Linked DNA regions of Homo sapiens: region 2 is linked to region 1. A link is an interaction called in ENCODE POLR2A ChIA-PET data of the cell type or tissue named here. Cell type or tissue: B cell. All regions are shown on one strand. Links, peaks and the distances in the headings refer to the core of each region. The heading gives the core; the rest is flanking DNA. Region 1 holds the start of HS3ST6 (heparan sulfate-glucosamine 3-sulfotransferase 6). Region 2 holds the start of NPW (neuropeptide W).

Region 1 (10,502 bases), core at 1,567-9,566:
GGTATGATCATGGCTCACTGCAGCCTCGTACTCCTGGGCTCAAGCGATCCTCCCACCTCAGCCTCCTGAGTAAGCTAGGACTATAGGTGCATACCATCACGCTTGGCAAATTTTGAAATTTTTTGTAGAGACTGGTACTCCCTATGTTGCCCAGGCTGGTTTTGAATTCCCCGCCTCAAGTGAACCTCCTGCCTCAGACTTCCAAAGTGCTGGGACTACTGGTGTGCGCCACTGTGCCTGGCTAAATTTAAAATATTTTGTACAGACGGGGTTCTCGCTTTGTTGCCCAGGTTGGTCTTGAACTCCTGGCTTCAAGCAATGATTCTCTTTTTGTGAAATGTCCAGAATAGGCAAACCCATAGAGACAGAAAGTAGATTCGTGGTTGCCAGGGGCTGTGGGAAGGGGAGAAGAGGGCGTCATTGCTAATGGACACAGGATTTCTTTTTGGGGTGATAGAAATGTTCTAAAATTGATTGTGATTGCACGACTATGAATATACTGAAAACCATTGATTTGCATGCGACAAATGGCTGGATTGAGTGGTGTGTGAATTACATCACAATAAAGCTGTTACTCTTCAGAGACTCATGCGAGTCATGACTGAGGTCTTCATTTTACAAAGGAGGGTCTGGTGGCTCAGAGTTGGTGGGAGCCTGAGGAGGAGGCGGGGCTGGACCAGCCTCAGGCCAGACTCTAAGCCCCGCCCCTGTTCCCGCAGGGCCTTAAGCTCCACCCCATCCTCTACTGCCCGGGCTCTCTGCTGCTGAGCCTTCACCCACACGGTTCCTTGGCCTGGAATGCTGTTCTCCTCGTCTTCACCTGGCCGTCACCTCCAGAAAGCCTTCCCGACCTCTCCTCCCACGTATACCCTTCCACTGAGCGACATTAATGGAATGTCCACTGCGTGCCAGGCTCTGTTAGGTGCTGGGGATCCACTGGTGAATGAACAGCCCCAGTGCTGCCATCCTGGGCGCCCCGAGGTGTGTAGCCACCGTCAGCCGAGTGCCTGATGGAGGGAGGGGTCAGCTTCCAGGAGAACCCTCCGAGCCGACTCCTGGTCCCTGCATCTCTCTCTCCCTGTCCCCAGTCCATTCCACATCCTGCTGTTCTGCGTTCTGGTCAATTCCTCCTGGAAAGTCCTTCTGCCCTCAGCGGGGACTAAGGATAAAGCATCCAGCAGAGAGACGGCAGCGGAAAGGCCAGGAGATGGAAATGACCATGCTGGGCTGGGCAGGGGGCTGGAGGAGCCATCACGGAACCAGTGCTGGAATTTCAAGTCCTGAGTAGGGACTGCTGAGACCGTGGGGATGGCTGAGACTGTGGGGACGGCTGAGACCGTGGGGATGGCTGAGACCGTGGGGACTGCTGAACCTGTGGGGACTCCTGAGACCGTGGGAACAGCTGAGACCGTGGGGACTCAGACCGTGGGGACGGCTGAGACCGTGGGGACTCCTGAGACCGTGGGGATGGCTGAGACCGTGGGGGCTCCTGAGACCGTGGGGACTGCTGAGACCGTGGGGACTCCTGAGACCGTGGGGATGGCTGAGACCGTGGGGGCTCCTGAGACCGTGGGGACTGCTGAGACCGTGGGGACGGCTGAGACCGTGGGGACTCCTGAGACCCTGGGGACGGCTGAGACCATGGGGACGGCTGAGACCGTGGGGACTCCTGAGACCCTGGGGACAGCTGAGACCATGGGGATGCTGAGACCGTGGGGACTCCTGAGACCGTGAGGACTCCTGAGACCGTGGGGACTGCTGAGACTGTGGGGTGGATGCTGCAGGGTGGGACCCCAGCCCCCACCCCGAGCCAGCCCGTTGGGAACAATACCGTTTCAAGCTAGACCAGAAGAAGAATTTCCTGTGACCCAGCATAAGCCAGCATGCTCTCCTCGCATTGTGCCCGCTGCCTGCCCACGGGGCTCCTGCAGAGGCTTGCCCAGATGAGCAGGTGCAGCCCGCATGTCTGGAGCCGGGGCTGGGGGACTGGTCAGTGGTCTTCACCCCGTCAGCCCCGTGTGGCCCCCTCTGGCCAGGGCTGCTGCTGGGTAGGAGCTCCGGAATGTCTGTGGGTCGTGGAGGCCTTCGGCCCCTTGAGGCAGCCCGGCTGCTGGGACTTGTCCAGATGCCATCAGGGCTGGAACGGCTCATTAACGCAGCAGAGCCCAGGACAGGGGCCGCAAGCCCTTGGCTGGGAAGAGGCTGGGCCTCTGCCGGGAGCCTGTGCCGTGCCTGCCTGGCGCCAGCCCTGTGGCCAGGAAGGCTGGGGCAGAGGTGGAGAGAGGACCCGGGTCTCATACCACCTTTGCCTTCGGATGGGGCAAGTTGCTCGCCCTCTCTGAGCCCGGCTCGCCTCCCCTGCCTTCCCTGCAGGCTGCTGCTGGGCGTTGGGGATGTGAAGTTCCCGCAGTGTCTAGCGGCCCCCGCAGGTCCCACCCGAGAGGCCCCTGAATCTCACGCCCCTCAGAGGCAGCCCCTGGGGGAGGTCCTGGGCTCCTTCTCTTCCCCAGCACAGGGGTCCCTGAGTCCTTTGTACTCCAGTGGGGTCCACTTTGCCAGCTTCCGAAATGCATCACTGATGTCTCTGGGCAGTGCCAGGTGGACCAAGGCTGGGCAGATGGGGTGACTTAGTAGACAGAGTATGTCTCAGGCCTGAATTCAGTTCACCACTGGGCCCCTGGGAGGGAAACCTATTTTCTCTGAGCCTGTCCCCTCCATTCTAAAACAGTAACCAGAGGTGACTTGACCTCTCAGCGGCCAGGCTGTGACCCGATGTGTGACTGTCAGCTGGGAGTGCAGGACGCACGCCATTCCCGGCCGCAGACTCCCCCCACACGTTCTGGGATCCCTCTCTGCACACTAGGGTGCTGTCCCGGCCTCTTTCTCCCTTGGCAGGCCGAGTGCCCGGATCGACGCTTTTCCTGGGTCCCCTTGGCCTGGCGATGAGGCTCCCGCTCCTGCAGGCCAAGGCTTGGCCTATGCACCTGCCGCGCACGTCCCGGAGTGGGGTGGGGGGGGAAGGGGATCGGTCTTCAAACAGAGGGTCCCGAGGCCCGCGCGCCGCCCTGTCCCTGCCCTGCGTCCCGAACGGCCACCGCCGCCGCATCCTCCCCGCGCAGAGGTGAAGATGCCGGAGTCAAGCGAGCCAGGGCCTGGGATCTCGGAGCAGGAGCGTCCTGGTGGTCCCGGCAGCTCGAGTCGCGCCCGGGTGGTGGCGGCTGCCGGCGGGTCCAGCCCAGGCAGTGGCCTCGGAGGCGGAGTGGGCGGGGGAGGGGGAGGGGGGAGGGCGTCCAGACCCCGCCCCCGGTCCCGCCCCGCGCCCGCTCCCAGGCTGCGGGACCGCCGGGCGCAGAGCACAAGCCGGGCACCCACGGACTGAGCGGCGCGCGGGCCGAGATGCGCGCCCGCCTGCTGCCCCCGCTCCCGGGCCTGGAGCGGCGCGACCCCATGGCAGGTAGCGGCGGCCTGGGCGGCGGGGCCGGGGGCGGCCAGGGCGCAGGGGCCGGGCAAGGGGCCGCTCTGCGGGCGTCCCGCGCGCCGATGCTGCTCGTGGCCCTGGTGCTCGGCGCCTACTGCCTCTGCGCCCTCCCCGGCCGCTGCCCGCCGGCCGCCCGCGCCCCCGCGCCGGCCCCCGCGCCCTCCGAGCCGTCCAGCTCCGTCCACCGCCCGGGAGCACCCGGCCTGCCTTTGGCCAGCGGTCCCGGCCGCCGGCGCTTCCCGCAAGCGCTCATCGTTGGCGTGAAGAAGGGCGGCACGCGCGCCCTGCTGGAGTTTCTGCGGCTGCACCCCGACGTCCGCGCGCTGGGCTCTGAGCCCCACTTCTTCGACAGGTGCTACGAGCGCGGCCTCGCCTGGTACCGGTGAGCACCCTGGCCCGTCCGCCCTGACCGGCGCCTTCCTGGGGAGGGTATCGTGCGCCCCAGGGAGCAGCGGCACGATATCCTGCCTCCCAGGGAGCAGGGGTGCGCTCCGGGCAGTGGGGTTGGGACCGCCCTGTGGGGGCCCCAGGCTTGACCTGGGGTCCCGGCTCCGGAAGAAGGAATGATACTTGGCTAGGATTCCCTGAAACTTTGAAAACTGTGGGGAAAGCCCCGGTTCCGTTCTCTCTGCTGAGGGACCCAGCAGGACTGGGGGAGGCGGTGGCTTCCCAGCCCAGAGGTCGTTTCCAGCCCGTGGGATTACCTGGCAGCGTCAGAAATGCCTCTGCCGCCCGCTCACTCTGGGCACTCAGGTGTGACCGACCGCTGGCCAGGTACTGTAGAAAGGGGCCTCCAGGTTCCAGGCAGCCACCTAGAAAGCGTCCTTCCTCCCCAAGACCCCCGAGTCTGCGCACAGGAACCCTTGTTGGTGGTCCTGGGAGTCCGGAGAAAGTCTGGGCTTTGGAAAGGAGGAGACTGCCTTTAGGTGAGTGCCCAGGGTGAGTCCAGCCCCGTGCATGGGGCTCTGTGGCTGTCCTGCCTCTACCCAGGATGGACGTGGGGGTGCGGCAGCCTCAGCTGAAGCAGCCCGCGCTGGTGGCTGCTCATCCCCAAGCTTGGACCCAGCGCCTGCAGAGAGGACCCTGCCCAAGGCCAGTTGGGGAGTCAGTGGGGGTGGCAGGACCCAGACGCTTCTCCAGGTGCTCCAGTTTCTCCGTTCCCGATCCTCTGATCCTCTTCCTTCCCTGACGCCTACCCCTATTTGTTAACTTTGCCTTTTGTACTAAAACTACTCTTGGGTTTGGAGGGCAGGCAGGAAGGGGCTCCGTGAGAATAGGGTGGCTCGCTTCTGAGATCTGAAGGGCTGGTGCCAGTGTGGGGTGCTGGGGAAGTCAGGTGGTGGCTAGGGGACATGGAGTCCATCCCGGGGCTCACCTGGCTGAATTGGGCATCCTCAGCTCAGGCTCCAGGGAGAGACCTCACTCCCCTGACGGCAGGCAGGGGTCAGAATGCATCCCTAATCCCTGCTGCAGGGAGGAGGGTAGGAGGGGCTACCAAGCTAGAAGCTGGGGAGGAGGGGAGTGGCGAGACGGGGGAGGAGGGGAGAGGCGGGAGGGGGAAGGGGAGAAAGGGCTTTGGGTTAAGGATGCACAGTTAACTGGAGTAAACACTTCAGAGCCACCCCTGAGCCCCATGAGCTTTGACAGCAAGAGACTGGGGGTGGGATCTGAGCTGGGCCGTGAGGAGCCACAGGGGAAGCTAGGGTTGGGTTTAGCCCTAAAGGGTTCTGGAAGAGCCCAGGCTCCTGAGGCCAGTCCAGGCCCGCCCTGGGCATGTGTCCAGCGCTGGGGGATCAGTTTGGGGAGGATGAGAGGCAGCCAAGGCCAGGCCCAACTTGGGAGTCAGCTCCTTAGCCTGGGGGTGGGGTTCCGGGGACACTGACGTGCCCAGGGTTGGAGGGGGGTACAGGAGAGTGACTGCTCTGGTAGATTCTTGACGTCCTCATTTTTTAGAAGGGGGAGGGGTGGGTGTGGAGAATTCCAAGGGGTCAGTCCCGTGGCTTCTGCCTCATTAATCTGGTATTGTCCCTTGGACCAACTGTGCTGACCCCTCACTGGGCGGTGCAGAGCCAGTAGAGCTGGGCCTGCTGAGCTTCCGCATTGCAAGTGTCCTCATGCTCTCCGAGGGGCCGTGGCCACGTGGGGCTGGTGTGCTCCTAGGTGCCTGTGCCTCCGTCCTTTCAGCCTGCTAGGAGCCTGCAATGAGCCTCTGAAAGTTCTCACCCTGTCTCAGTTTCCCCAACTGCAAGGCAGCATTGTCTGCTCTTGAGACCCTGGACTGGGCCCCCAGTGCCTGCAAGCTCTGTTCTGGGTGCCGACGCGGGGAGGCGAGCAGAGTAACCAGGGCCCCCAGTTGAGTCTCCGGGCCACGGCTCCCACTGGGCTGTGACCGACCTAGTTCCAGGCGGTGACCCGGCCTTCCTGTGGCCTCGGCAGTTGGGTCCTGGATTGACTTTGGCCATAGGCCCTCCTTCCCTCCTCTCCACCGTCAGTCAGCTCATCCAGGCTCTTGAGGGGCCTCCCACTTGGGGACTGTAGCCCACTAGTGCCCCCGAGCTCAGCACATGCTCAGCCGTTCCCCCACTAGTGAAGCACCTGTGTCTGCCAGGTGTGGGGGTCACGCAGACTCCCCAAGGTCTCGATCTGGGAAGGGTGCCCTGTCTGGGGGCAAATGGGGGCTGTACTTTGACCATCATCTTTTAGAAAAGCAAGAGGAGGGTGGGGCACAGTGGCTCACGCCTGTAATCCCAGCCCTTTGGGAGGCTGAGGTGGGCAGATTACCTGAGGTCAGGAGTTTGAGACCAGCCTGACTAACATGGTGAAACCCCATCTCTACTAAAAATACAAAAATTAGCCAGGCGTGGTGATGGGTGCCTGTATTCCCAGCTACTTGGGAGGCTGAGGCAGGAGAATCGCTTGAACCCGGGAGGCAGAGGTTGTAGTGAGCTGAGATTGTGCCACTGCACTCCAGCCTGGGCGACAAGAGTCAGCTGGAGTGCAGCTCTGTCTCAAAAACAAACAAAACAAAAGAAAAGCAAGAGGAGGCAAGGAGCGGGGTGGGTAGGGGAACCCCTTAGTTCCTGGTTTGCAAGAGCAGTGGGTGCAGGGAGTGGGGTCTGAGTATGTAGTGGGGAAGAACCCGGTCTCCTGTGGGGGATGCAGTCCCCCTGCACTTTCTGGCTTTGGCATCTGCCAGGCCCTTTTGGCATCTGCGAGTCCCAGGCCTGAGGTGTGGGGCAGGAGGAGGGAGGCTGAGATGGAGGAGGGAGGGTCGCCCAGGGCTGGATGAAAGCCGCAGGGAAATGCACACCAGATGAGGTGGGCTCCACAAGGAGGGGGGCAGTCCTCAGAGCAACTTGTCAGATGTTTGTCACACGGGGGTCCAGTCCTGCTCCTCTCCCTCCTCCCCCGTCTCTCCCACCCTCATCCACACCTGGGCTAGGATAGGCTTCGGATGCCTGGGGAGGGAAAGTAATTGATCCCAAAGATCTCCGATCTCTGAGCTGGTTTGTGCAAGAGGGGGCCTCGAAAGCCCTTGCCGCCTGTCTGTGTTCCCACTCCCCTTCCACGGCAGGGGGTCCGGGAACCCCATCCCCCTACGGAGCTCCCTCTGACTCTTTGGAGAGAAGGCCTGGCAGGGTGAACTTTCCTGTTTTGGTGCTGGTCCCTCCAGCAGGCAGGAAGAGGAGGATATTCAGAGTCACTGGTGTGCCATCTGGGAAAGGAAAGGGGTGGGCTCCTGGTCTCGCTTGGTGCCTGGGGTCAGTATGCCCGAGACGGGAGGGAAGGGCCTGGGGCTTCCTTCCTGGCCGAGGGGAAAAGCAGGCAGTGACTTCTCATGAGGCCTGGGGTCTTTCCCCTCCCAGCACTGGCCTGGTTTCTCTCTATGGGCATCGTCAGCGAGGTCCCGTGGTGGGGGGTGGTGCCTCCCCTTCTTGACCTCTCTCAGGGACGGGGGTGCCCCTGAGCTGCCAGGCCTCAGACCTTGGTACCGCCACCACCCAAGGCCTCTGTGTTTGTCCCTGGGACGCTGGGTGCGGCTCCCACGCGGGTTCCAGCTGCAGGAGGTGGGGCGGGGAGTGCAGGGGCTCTGGGACTGACACCACCCTTCCAGGTGGGCTGGAAGGAGGCAGCCCTCCAGGGTGGGAAGAGGGAGGGCTGAGCCCCACGCTCATCCCCAGCACCCCTGCCCCTCCCAGTCTCCCTGTGGCTGCTTCTGAAGTGGCAGTGGGTGGGTGGAGGGAGTCCCAGCTCCCTCTGTCACCAAGACGGAGGAGGACTTGTCCGGTATCGTCTGTAGGCCAGCTCTGCCCAGGGCCTGGTTCTGCGGGGTGGGAAGGCTCCCGTGCCGCCCACCCCTACTCTGCACCGCTCATGGTGGGTGTTGTGGGGGAAGCCTGGATTCTCTCCCGCTGCCTCACACATCCTCCCTCCCACCTCCAGCGCTCTCCACCGAGCACCCCACTGCAGGGGTCTGTGCAGCTGCCTCTGGCCCAGCCTGCGTTTCCCTGGGGGTCTGAGCAGGAAAAGGGGACTCAGAACCTGCCTCCCAAGGGCTCAAGTCTGGGGCGGTCACTCCTGGCAGGTCAGCCTCCTGGCAGGGGCCGGTCCTGGGGCTGTCAGCAGGGGTGGGGGAAGCCCCCTCAGAGGGCAGGAGTCAGGGCTGGGCGTGACTGGCAAGGCATCCCCTCCCTAACACAGTCCCTGTGTTTCTATCGACCTAGTTCCCAGCCCTCCCCAGCTCTCCCTCCGAGCTGTTTGCTCAGCTGACCTACCACGCCCTGCCCTGCCCAACCTCACCCTGCACTACCTGGCTGGCAGGTGCTGCCCGGGGCACTGCTGGGGGTGCCTGGGCCTGCCCGGGCTGGGCACCCAGAATGGGCTCTCTGCCCAGGTGGGACAGTCCTGGGCTGTGGTCGGCTGATTCCCCCGGGACCTTGGGACTGGGTCAGTGCCCTCCTCTCCTGTGTCAGAATGAGGAGAATCTCAGAAAGGCCCCCTCCCTGGCCTGGCACCCTGGCAACCTGCAAGATCTAGGGGGCCACAGCGGCCCAGGGTCTTGGGAAGGATCCTCCGGCCGGCGCCGCCACGTCTCCGACTTTCCTCACATGTGCTGGGCTCTGCTGGTAACTTTTTGGCCTGCTGAGTCCAGGCCCAGGCTGATGAGAATTCACAGGGCTACAGTTAAAGACGGGGAGAGAGGCCAGCCGCAGTGGCTCACGTCTGTAATCCCAGCACTTTGGGAGGCTGAGGCAGGCGGATCACCTGAGGTCAGGAGTTCGAGACCAGCCTGGCCAACATGGCGAAACCCCGTCTCTACTAAAAATACAAAAATTAGCTGGGTGTGGTGGCGGGCACCTGTAATCCCAGCTACTCCGGGGGCTGAGGCAGGAAAATCGCTTGAACCCGGGAGGCAGAGGTTGCAGTGAGCCGAGATTGCACCACTACACTCCAGCCTGGGTGACAGAGCAAGACTCCGTCTCAAAAAATAAATAAAGATGGGAAGAGATGTAATTACATCAGGGGAGGGAGGGAGCAGGGAGGACTACTTTTGGTTGAGGACACACTGTCAATAATTGGTGAAGGGCTGATTTAGGGGATGCTGTCAGCCACTGAGTGAACGGGTGACCTCAAGTGATCTAGGCGGGCGGGCCTCGGGGTACTTGGTCTGGGATGAGAAAGGAGCTGGGGGCAGCCTAGTTCCAGGAAAGTGTGGGTCCGGTGGGAGGGAGCTGGCTCTGGAAGCGAGGACGGCAGGGATTGCACAGGGAAGATATGTGGGTGGTGAGGAGCATTTGGGCCTCCCGACCAGCGACCGTCACCCTAATCCTCAGTGCAGCAGCAGGCGGGGCAGGCCGGCGGAACAGGCCGGGCTGCAGGCAGGTGCCGGGCTGGGCACCCTCACAGTCCATGTTCCAGGCTGCCCAGCCGCGCACGCTAGCAGGGGTGGGCCCGAGCAGGGAGGAAGACTTGCTCGCCCTGGAGGCCTGGGCTTCCCGGGCATAAGGGGGCCTTGGTCCCGGGCCCCTGGGGGCCGGTCTAGGGCTGGGGAGGCTCAGGCCCCCTCTCCTTGCACCCGTCCCGCAGGAGTCTGATGCCCCGAACCCTGGATGGGCAGATCACCATGGAGAAGACCCCCAGCTACTTCGTGACGCGAGAGGCCCCCCGCCGCATCCACGCCATGTCCCCGGACACGAAGCTGATCGTGGTGGTGCGGAACCCCGTGACCCGGGCCATCTCCGACTACGCCCAGACGCTCTCCAAGACCCCGGGCCTGCCCAGCTTCCGCGCCCTGGCCTTCCGCCACGGCCTGGGCCCCGTGGACACAGCCTGGAGCGCCGTCCGCATCGGCCTGTACGCCCAGCACCTGGACCACTGGCTGCGCTACTTCCCCCTGTCCCACTTCCTGTTCGTCAGCGGGGAGCGTCTGGTCAGCGACCCGGCCGGAGAGGTCGGCCGCGTGCAGGACTTCCTGGGCCTGAAACGGGTCGTCACGGACAAGCACTTCTACTTCAACGCCACCAAGGGCTTCCCCTGCCTCAAGAAGGCCCAGGGCGGCAGCCGTCCCCGCTGCCTGGGCAAGTCCAAGGGCCGGCCACACCCACGCGTGCCCCAGGCCCTGGTCCGGCGCCTGCAGGAGTTCTACCGGCCCTTCAACCGCAGGTTCTACCAGATGACGGGCCAGGACTTCGGCTGGGGCTGAGCGGCACCCTGGGGATGCTCAGCACCTTGATTGACACCCGCTCGCCTGGCCAGAGCGGGCTGCGTGCACATGCTGGGCAGAGAGGAATATTTAAGAAATAAAGCTTGGACCCAGATTTTTCCACAAACCTCGAGGTTGGAGGGTGGAGGCGCTGTCCCCAGGGATGTGGTAACCATATCAGCGAACTCCACTGGGCACTGACTGTGTGCCTCGTGTCGCACTTTTTTTTTTTTTTTTTTTTTGAGATCGAGTCTCGCTCTGTCGCCCAGGCTGGAGTGCAGTGGCGTGATCTCGACTCACTGCAAGCTCCACCTCCCGGGT
Region 2 (10,502 bases), core at 7-8,006, 100 kb before region 1:
CACAGACCAGACAGAGAGAGAAGGCCGGGGGACTGCGACGACCCAAGAGTGGGGAGAGGCAGGAAACCGCTGCCGCCGACGGGGCGACCCCGCCCACCCGTCGTGGCCCCGCCCACTGCGGCTCTAGCCCCGCCCGTTGCTGGAGGCGCGAGTCGGACGCTACCGCCCGGAACAGTAGCCGCGCAGCGCCACCTGGCCGGAACTGGTGGCATTGCATCGTGCGAGGAGTTGCCCCAGGATCCTGCCCATCTGGCTTCCTTCCACTCGATCCAGTCCTGTGGGGTGGGGACTGGGGTGAGGCTGGCGCCCTAGGCCTGGTTGCGCTGCAGGGGAATAAGGGTGTGGAGTGGGGGAGGCAGAGAAGCCTCTCATGGGCTCTGTCTCCCCATCTTGGACCAGGCAAGCACCAGGGAACATCACTGAACGCCCCCCCGCCAGCCCCGCGAGAACAGAGCTTTGAGCACCTTGGCCTGCGCAAGGGGAGGCCAGAGCTGAAGCAGCCCCAGGAAGAACATTTAACCCAGCCTGGGGCCCTGGAGTCCTCCTTCGGCGGGGGAGGTCCCGGGCTGTCCTGGAATCTGCAGTCTGGAGCAGGCGGTGGGGAAGGGGGAGGAGGCAGTGGGAGGGGCGGTGAGAGCAGACAGAGCCAGCCCTGCCAGAGCACGGGTATCGTCCCATAGGCAGTGGGGAGCCCTTGAGGCGTGGTGTGGTGGTGACGAGGTCAGGACATCCATGTTCTTAGAGGTCAGGTTCAGTGAGGAACAGGGGCAGGAGTGGGAAGGAATGAGCTCGCAGGAGAATGAGTTGCCCTGTGAGGTGTGTGACCACCTCTTCACCCAGCACAGAGCCGGAGGGAGGGCTAGATGGAACCAAGGGCTCCATAAGAATTGGCTGTTGGCCGGGCGCGGTGGCTCACGCCTGTAATCCCAGTACTTTGGGAGGCCAAGGCGGGCGGATCACGAGGTCAGGAGATCGAGACCATCTTGGCCAACATGGTGAAACCCCGTCTCTACTAAAAATACAAAAATTAGCTGGGCGTGGTGGTGGGCGCCTGTAGTCCCAGCTACTCGGGAGGCTGAGGCAGGAGAATGGTGTGAACCCGGGAGGCGGAGCTTGCAGTGAGCGGAGATCATGCCACTGCACTCCAGCCTGGGCAACAGTGCAAGACTCTGTCTCAAAAAAAAAAAAAACAAAAATTAGCTGGGCGTGGTAGTGGGCACCTGTAATCCCAGCTACTGGGGAGGCTGAGGTGGGAGAATCATCTGAGCCGGGGAGGCAGAGAGGCGGAGGTTGCAGTGAGCCGAGATAGTGCCTCTTCAGCATGGGCTGGAGACTCCGTCTCAAAAAAAAAAAAAAAAAAAAGAAAAGAAAAAGAATTGAAGGGGTGGAGATAAAAAGCACCCACATTTGGGAGACAGACACACCTTGGAGATGGAAAGGACCTACCAGTGAGGGGAGGGGGGCTTCTAGAAGTGGGGGTGGGGAGCTGGTTCCACAGAGGCATCCTGGAGCCAGGCCCAGGACCACCTCTCCCCCAATGCTTGCTGGGTGGCCCCAAGGGGGGACCCTGCCACATGGCCACAGGAGGGCTCCAAGGGTGGGCTGCATCAGGGCATGTGACCTTGGTGGTTTGGGGTCCAGGACAGTCATTGGAGTCCCAGGGAAGATTAGAGAGGGTTGAAGAGGCAGCGGGAGGGAGGAGGGGCCCAGACCCTTGGGAAGGGAACTGGAGGGGGCCTGGTGGATGGAGGTCCTCGGTGTTCAAGATGGCAGGGCACATTTATGTGGGGGGGCTGGAGCCAGTGACCAGAAGTGCATGCAGAGGGGGATAAAAGGCAGAGAAGCAGGCCGGGTGCGGTGGCTCACACCTGTAATCCCAGCACTTTGGGAGGCTGAGGCGGGCGGATCACGAGGTCAGGTGATCGAGACCATCGTGGCTAACATGGTGAAACCCCGTCTCAACTAAAAATACAAAAAATTAGCTGGGCGAGGTGACGGGCGCCTGTAGTCCCAGCTACTCGGGAGGCTGAGGCAGGAGAATGGCGTGAAACCGGGAGGCGGAGCTTTCAGTGAGCCGAGATTGCGCCACTGCACTCCAGCCTGGGCGACATAGCCAGACTCCGTCTCAAAAAAAAAAAAAAAGGCAGAGGAGCAGCCAGGGGCAGTGGCTCATGCCTGTAATCCCAGCACTTTGGGAGGGAGGCTGAGGTGGGCGGATCACCTGAGGTCAGGAGTTCAAGACCAGCACGTCCAACATGGTGAAACCCTGTCTCTACAAAAATACAAAAATTAGCTGGGCATCATGGTGGGTGCCTGTAATCCCAGCTACTCAGGAGGCTGAGGCGGGAGAATCGCTTGAACCTGGGAAGTGGAGGTTGCAGTAACCCGAGATCGCGCCATTGCACTCCAGCCTGGACAACAAAGAGAGACTGCATCTCAAAAAAAAAAAAAAAAAAAAGCAAGAAGCAAGGTGGGGCTCAGGTGGAGGGGCCCCTCCTCCCGGGGCATGACCCAGAAGAAGGGGACCAGGGGTTCTTAATCAATCTGCGGAAGCCTTTGGCTAAGGGAGGGAGGGGGTGCCGGGAGATCCAGGTTTGAAATGAATGCTGAGTGCCCGGCGCTTCCCCTGGTCGGCGAGGGAGGGGCCCCTGACATTTGCCAGGGCGTGGGCGCGCCTGTCTGCGCCCTGAGCTAGACGGCAAAGTACACAAGCAGACGAAGGGGTCGCATGCGGGGGCGCAGGAGTCAGGCGGATTTTATTGACCGGACGGCAGGCGGGGTCTATGAGCGGCTCCTGGAAGCGCGCGGCCACTCCTCCTGGGTCAGGCGCGGAGGCGCCACGGGCGGGCGGGGGACGCTGTCAGAACGGTCCGGGGGCCAGGCAGGGCAGGCCAAGGCGGTTTGCTGCGGGGTCCACCGCTGGGCGGGAGACGTCTCTCCGAAGTCTCTAACGAGAACACAGCAAGGCCGTGGGGAGGAGGCTGTGGCCCTCCAACCACCGCCCCCGGGTGCCAGGGTCGAGCCTGCCCAGGGAAAGCTCTTCTGGGCGCGGAGCAGGGAATGGAAGGGCCCGAGGGTGCCCCCTGAACGCGCGGCTCCGTGCTCCGGCTCAGACCTCCCGAGACCCCCTTGCCCGCGGCGGTCCAGGCCTCTCCCCTCTCACGTACCTGGCCAGCTCCGCTGAAGTCCAGGGACTCCGGTTCCAGCGCAGGCTCTGGGGCGCGCGGGCTCCGGGGCGCACGGACGGGGATCCCTGCCTGGGAGCTCCTGCGTCGCGTCTCCCACAGCTCCTGAACCCACGAGGGCAGCAGGAGAGGAGCCTCGCGGGCTGCGGGTTCGGGGGAGAGGGTGTCCCTGGCCAGGGGCCCGGCGGCCGCGCGCAGCGCGCGGCGCCACAGATAGGGTGAGCGACGCAGCCCCATGAGCAGGCCAGCGGCGCGGCCCACCGTGTGGTAGCGGGGACTCGCCACGTGCTTGTACCACGCGCCGGAGGGCAGCGGCAGCAGGAGCAGAAGCAGCAGCAGTGCCAGCCGCGGCCGGCTCGCGGGAGCCCCCCGCTCCCCTGGGCGCCACGCCAGGGCGCTCGCGTCGACGGCCGCCCGGCGGGGCGGGCCACGAACCGGCTCGGCTGGGTTTGGGCGCGCAGTGGAGTTGGGACGCCCAGGTACCGGAGCGCAGGAGGCTGGAGGCGAGCCGTGGGTCCCCTGCAGGCCCAGCTATAACCGCTCGGTGGCCCCGCCTCGTTCCGCCCCCTCAGTACCGCTGGGCTCCCCAGATGGGGGGAGGGACGGAGGGAGGAGAGGGAACCCTGGCAGCTGGCGGGGGACGTGGGTACTTGAGCACCTCACTGAGTGGGCCGCTGGCTGGAACTGGGCTCGAGGCTCCTCTGAGGGGACACGTCCCATTCTCTGCCTGCTCAGCCTCCTCCCTCTAGGAGTGGAAGTGCCAGGGAGTGGGTACTGGGAACACTGATGAGGGAGTAGGGCTGAGGGATGCCCCTTTAGCCAGACTCCTGCCGGTGGGACGACAGCAGAGCGAAGGCCCAGGTGCAGGCAGAGCTACAGTGGCTATTGCAGGAGGGCTGTCGGGGGCCTTCAGCACCATTCAAGACCCCTCTGGGTGAGTCCCCCCAAGAGTTGTCCCTTGTCCTTGCCTAGCATAGCTCCCAAAGCTGTCCCCACACCCTGTCCTGTCCACTGCCACCCCCAGCTTCTCCCCACCAACCCATCTCCCCGCAGAAGCCTTAGAAGCCTCATGTTGGCAACACCAAGCCATCCGTGGGGTCTGCAGTTCTGTGAGGCTTCCAGGAGAAAAAGTCAGCCCCTCCTGGAACCTCTACCCCTGGAGGGGCAGGACAAGGCCTTGCAGACCTCCAGCGCCTCCTCTCTGGTGATGGTCCCCCAAGACCACTTTATCCAGCCAGTCTCAATTTTTGCCTAAACCAACAGCCTGTGGCTTTGCCTGCCTCTGTGCGTCTGTGCCTAACACCTACTCATCCTTCAAGACTCCACTTAAATGGCCCAGATCCTTGGCCGGGCGCGGTGGCTCACACCTGTAATCCCAGCACTTTGGGAGGCCGAGGCGGGCGGATCACCTAAGGTCATGAATTCAAGACCAGCCTGGCCAACGTGGTGAAACCCCATCTCTACGAAAAACACAAAAAATTAGCTGGGTATGGTGGCAGGCACCTGTAATCCCAGCTACTTGAGAAGCTAAGGCAGGAGAATCGCTTGAACCCGGGAGGCGGAGGTTGCAGCGAGCCAAGATTGCATCATTGCACTCCAGCCTGGGCAACAAGAGCGAAACTGCATCTTTTTTTTTTTTTTTGAGACGGATTCTGGCTCTGTTGCCCAGGCTGGAGTGCAGTGGCGCGATCTCGGCTCACTGCAAGCTCCGCCTCCTAGGTTCACGCCATTTTCCTGCCTCAGCCTCCCGAGTAGCTGAGACTACAGGTGCCCGCCACTACGCCCGGCTAATTTTTTGTATTTTTAGTAGAGACGGGGTTTCACCACGTTAGCCAGGATGGTCTTGATCTCCTGACCTTGTGACTTGTGATCCGCCCGCCTCGGCCTCCCAAAGTGCTGGGATTATAGGCGTGAGCCACTGTGCCCGGCCGAAACTGCATCTTAAAAAAAAAAAAAGGCGCAGGGCCAGACAGTCCCTCAGAATTTCCCTCTGTGGCCATCTGGGCTTAACAACCCCCTCCCAGAGGGCAGAGCCTGACACAGTCTTTCCTGACCTCCCAGCAAGGGTGAATCCAGCCCTCCCTCAGCAACCATGTCAGTCATGGGGCAGCCCCTGGGTCCCAGACACCAGGGATCTCGTTTTGGGTCATCATGAACTATCTCATCTTGACCTCCAGACAATGTCATGAGTGGAACTATTATTGACTCCACTCACCAACGAGTAAACTGAGGCCCAGGGAGAACTGACCTGCCCCAGATCATGTTGGGTAAATGGTGGAGGTGAGATACATCCTAGCACCTGAGCCCAAGAGCCTCAGCTTGGGGGAACAGGGTACTCCTGTCCAGAAGGGCACAGAAAGGCTGGGGGCAGGCTGGGCACAGTGGCTCATGCCTGTAATCCCAGCACTTCAGGAGGCTGAGGCAGGTGGATTACTTGAGGCCAGGAGTTCAAGACCAGCCTGGCCAACATGGCAAAACCCCATCTCTATTAAAAATACAAAACTTGCCAGGCACAGTGGCTCATGCCTGTAATCTCAGCACTTTGGGAGGTCGAGGCAGGCATGTCACGAGGTCAAGAATTTCAGACCAACCTGACCAACATAGTGAAATCCCATCTCTACTAAAAATACAAAAATTAGCCGGGTGTGGTGGCATGCGCCTGTAGTCCCAGCTACTCAGGAGGCTGAGGCGGGAGAATTGCTTGGTCCTCGGAGGCGGAGGTTGCAGTGAGCCAAGACTGTGCCATTGCACTCCAGCCTGGGTGACAGAGTGAGACTCCATCTCAAAAAAAAAAAAAAAAAAACTTAGCCGGGCATGGTGGCACACACCTGTAGTCCCAGCTGCTCGGGAGGCTGAGGGAGGAGAATCACTTGAACTCGGGAGGCAGAGGTTGCAGTGAGCCACGATGGGACCACTGTACTCCAGCCTGGGTGACAGAGCAAGACTCCATCTCAAAAAACAAACAAACAAACAAACAAAACAGAAGGTCTGGGGGCAGAGCCAGACTCCCACTCCTGAGGCGTGAGGGTCCCCGGTGAGTCTGGTGAGCCTGACGAGGGTTAGAAGCAGCAGCCCTCTCCAGGAAGGCCACACTGAAGTGGCGAGACGCCAGCCCTGCTTGATAGTCGCAGCTGAGGGGAAGAGGATAAGGACCTCGGCCTCTCCTGCCTCAGTTTCCTCATCTGTAAACTGGGGGTAAAAAAAGTGGCCACTTCATCATCTTGTTGGCACTGATAATCCAGTGGTGGGTCTGGGAGCTGAACCGTGCCTGGTACCCAGTAAGCACTCAATGAACGCTGTGGCTAGGACCTATCCTTGCTGCACCAGAGGCTGACCACCCCCAGCCTGTCAGGAAAACACTGTGACAGGGGCAGAATGGGGGATGCAGATGGAGCTGTCTGCGCCGCCTGGAGGACCACGGGGACCAGAGGCCCTGCAAGAAGCTATCCCCGCCACGCTCCCCCAGGGCCCCTTGTCCTTGACAGCTGCCTGGAGTGTGTGGTGGGCGGGTAGTGCAGCACGACATGGGCCAGAGCCAGGCCCCATCAGGGTCCCTTGGCGCTGCCACCCGCTCCTGGCTAAGAGGACGTGGGTGTCTCTGGACCCCTGGGGGGACTCCAGCCAGTCAGGGGAGGGTCCAGGACGCCCCCTGGAGGTGGCCCGGGGAGCTTCTGCAGGGGGAACTGTGGAAACTGATCAATGAAAGTCTATGCTGGGATGGAAGTCCCTGTGACAGCAAATAGAAGCAGTGGAGATTGCGCCACTGCACTCCAGCCTGGGCAACAGAGGAAGACTCCTTCTCTCTCAAGAAAAAAAAAAACAAAACAAACAAACAAAAAAAAAACAGCTGGACATGGTGGCTCATGCTTGTAATCCTAGCACTTTGGGAGGCCAAGGCAGGTAGATCATGAGGTCAGGAGTTTGAGACCAGCCTGGCCAACACAGTGAAACCTCGTCTCTACTAAAAATACAAAAATTAGCCAGGCGTGGTGATGGGTGCCTGTAGTCCCAGCTACTCGGGAGGCTGAGGCAGGAGAATCACTTGAACCCGCGAGGCAGAGGTTGCAGTGAACCAAAATCACACCACTGCACTCCAGCCTGGGCGACAGAGCAAGACTCTATCTCAAAAAAAACAAAACAAAACAGAACCACAACAACAAAAAAACCAGCAGTGGCTCCTCTACCTTGTTTATTGCTGTGGCCCAAGGGAGTGAGAGTCGCAGGACGCAGGGAAAGGTCACTGGGAACAGAGGCACGGGGAGGCGTCTGTTGGGTGGAGTGTCCGGAACACGTGGCAGGGGGAGACCAGGACTGGGTTAGAGGAGCAAAACACAGAACCTTAAGGGTGTCTGTGGGCTCCCTTTTCAGGCGGCAGGAGGAAGGCCTCTGTGTCCTGCCCAGCCTGGTGCCCAGGAACAGGACCTGGTGACAAAGGCTTCCTTCTCCCCACCTCCAGGGGTCTGGAGTCACAACTCTCCTTGGGGAGGAGGTGACGAGAGCCAGCCCTGCTTCTTGAGGCTCACATCTCAGTTCCTTGACACCAGTGTCCGGCCTAGAAACCCGTGAGACACTTGCTTAAGGCCAGGACCACGCCTGCCGCAGGCACAAAGCCTGGCCCCGAACAGGAACGCCCTGGTAAGGAGGAGATTAATGAGCAAATCTGTTTTGTCATCTTTAAAATTATTGGCCAGGGCGTGGCACAGTGGCTCACGCCTGCAATCCCAACACTTTGGGAGGCTGAGGCGGAGTTAGAGACCAGCCTGGGCCATATGGCGAAACCCCATCTCTACCAAAACAAACAATGACGAAATATATATATATATTAGCTGGGTGTGGTGGTGTGTGCCTGAAGTCCGAGGTAGAAAGTTCCCTTGAGGCCTGGAGTTCGCAAGGCTGCAGTGAGTCGCGATCTTGCCACTGCACTCCAGCCTGGGCGACAGACCCTGTCTCAAAAAGTAAATACATAGCTCGGGCTCAGTGGCTCATGCCTATAATCCCAACAGTTTGGGAGGCCGAGGTGGGCGGATCACTTAAGCTCAGGAGTTCAAGACCAGCCTGGCCAACACGGTGAAACTCCATCTTTACTAAAAATACAAAAAAATTAGCTGGGTGTTGTGGTGCACGCCTGTAATCCCAGCTACTCGGGAGGCTGAGGTATAAGAATTGCTTGAACCTAGAAGGCGGAGGTTTCAGTGAGCCGAGATTATGCCACTGCATTCCAGCATGGGCGTCAGAGCGAGACTCCATCTCACAAAAAATGAAAAAAAAAACCAAAACAGTAAATATATTAAATAATTGGCTAGGCTCAGTGGCTCACACCTGTAATCCCAGCACTTTGGGAGGCCGAGGTGGGCAGATCACAAGGTCAGGCGATCGAGACCATCCTGGCTAACACGGTGAAACCCCGTGTCTACTAAAAATACAAAAAATTGCCCGGGTGTGGTGGCTCACGCTTGTAATCCCAGCACTTTGGGAGGCCGAGGCGGGCGGATCATGAGGTCAGGAGTTTGAGACCAGCCTGGCCAACACAGTGAAACTTTGTCTCTACTAAAAATACAAAAATTAGCTGGGCGTGGTGGCAGGCACCTGTAATCCCAGCTACCTGGGAGGCTGAGGCAGGAGAATCACTTGAACCCGGGAGGCGGAGGTTGCAGTGAGCCAAGATCATGTCACTGCACTTCAGCCAGGGCGACAGAGCAAGAGACCACCTCAAAAAAAAAAAAATTAGAAAAAAAAGAAAGAAAGAAAAGAAAAAGAAAAAAAAGGAAAAAAAAAAATAATAATAATAATTAGGGCTGCGCCTGGTGGCTCACGCCTATAATCCCAGCACTTTGGGAGGCTGAGACAGGTGGATCACAAGGTTAAGAATTCGAGACCAGCCTGGCCAACATGGTGAAACCCCATCTCTACTAAGAATACAAAAATTAGCCAGCCATGGTGTTGCATGCCTGTAATCCCAACTATTCGGGAGGCTGAGGCAGAATTGCTTGAACCCGGGAGGCAGAGGTTGCAGTGGGCCGAGATGGTGCCACTACACTCCAGCCTGGGCAACAGAGCAAGACTCCGTCTCAAAAAAATAAAAAATAAATAAATAAATAAATAAAATAAAATAATTAATGTTGTCAAGGCAGTATACATTATAAATCAAAGGCTGCTTGCTATAAGGAAGAGAACAAAGCTATCCCTGCCCACCCTTCACACCCTGCTCCTACTCTCCAGAGACAGCTACTTCCAACTCTTTTAGCTGTTAGCTGTTTCTTCTAGTATTTATCTCCAAATGTTTGAATCATAAGCATAACTACTATTTTGTTTTGTTTTGTTTGTTTTGTTTTTGAGACAGAGTCTCACTCTGTCACCCAGGCTAGAGTGCAATGGTGCGATCTCTGCTCACTGCAACCTCCGCCTCCTGTGCTCAAGAGATTCTCCTGACTCAGCCTCCCAAGTAGCTGGGATTATAGGTGCCTGCCAAAACGCTCAGCTAATTTCTGTATTTTTAGTAGAGACAGGGTTTCGCCATGTTGGCCAGGCCGGTCCCGAACTCCTGACCTCAGGGGATCCGCCCGCCTCGGCCTCCCATAGTGCTGGGATTACAGGCATGCGCCCCTGCGCCCGGCCAGAAACAGAAAAACTCGTAGCTGCAGCACTACTGACCTTTGCCATCCTGTGCACTGAGAATCTTTAGTAGCATCCCTGGCCTTCACCCATGTGTGTACGCAGAACAGTAGCCCCCCAAAGATGTTCGCCCCCAATCCCTGCAACCTGTGAATATTTATGCCACATAGTAGGAGGGAATTAGGCTGTAGATAAAATGGTTGATTAGAGGCAGGGTCTCACTATGTTGCCCAGGCTGATGTCTAGTGGCTATTCACAGGCGTGATCCCACTACTGATCACAGGAGTTTTGACCTGCTCTCTTTCCAAACTGGCCCAGTTCACCCCTCCTGAGGCAACCTGGTGGTCCCCTGCTCCCAGGAGGTCACCAAGTCGATGCCAAACTTAGTGCAGACACCTGACTGACACAGCCCACTATATCCTCAGAACTCCTGGACTGACACAATCCTCCTGCCTCGGCCTCCCGAGTAGCTGAGACTACACGTGCGCACCACCACACCAGGGAATATAAAATTAAGGTTGCTAATTAGCTGGCTTTATTTTATTTTATTTGAAACAGAGTCTTGCTCTGTCACCCAGGCTGGAGTACAGTGGCATGATCTCCGCTCACTACAACCTCTGCCTCCCGGGTTCAAAGCGATTCTCCTGCCTTAGGTTCCCAAGTAGCTGGAATTATAGGCGCCCACCACCATGCCCGGCTAATTTT

What was found. Peaks named below come from ENCODE experiments on the same cell type or tissue, not always from the same donor. Only the 100,000 strongest peaks of a DNase experiment are listed, where the experiment ranks them.
Region 2: POLR2A ChIA-PET joins it to region 1 with 10 read pairs; 2 of 35 experiments call an interaction of 5 or more read pairs at or near these places.

What each region holds. Positions count from the first base shown.
Region 1 is chr16:1,911,269-1,921,770 of GRCh38, reverse strand. It overlaps HS3ST6 (heparan sulfate-glucosamine 3-sulfotransferase 6), which reads left to right and starts at 3,356. Exons shown (of 2, transcript NM_001009606.4): 1 at 3,356-3,860; 2 at 9,566-10,296. The coding sequence starts at 3,448. The coding sequence ends at 10,181. RefSeq lists enhancers at 1,012-1,575, 1,576-2,137, 2,138-2,701, 2,702-3,263, 9,380-9,937 and 1 more. In B cell, for the core only: no CTCF peak of the experiment used is centred there; no DNase peak of the experiment used is centred there; H3K27me3 peaks cover 3,683 bases.
Region 2 is chr16:2,012,978-2,023,479 of GRCh38, reverse strand. NPW (neuropeptide W) reads right to left here and starts at 3,695. Exons shown (of 2, transcript NM_001099456.3): 1 at 3,168-3,695; 2 at 2,725-2,947. The coding sequence starts at 3,578. The coding sequence ends at 2,861. It also overlaps the pseudogene RN7SL219P. RefSeq lists silencers at 4-183, 2,658-2,952 and a cis regulatory region at 1-872. In B cell, for the core only: CTCF peaks have their summits at 7, 206, 6,588 (motif pointing left) and 6,791 (motif pointing left); DNase peaks (open chromatin) are centred at 159, 2,735, 3,083, 3,629 and 1 weaker place; H3K4me3 peaks cover 834 bases; H3K27me3 peaks cover 3,688 bases.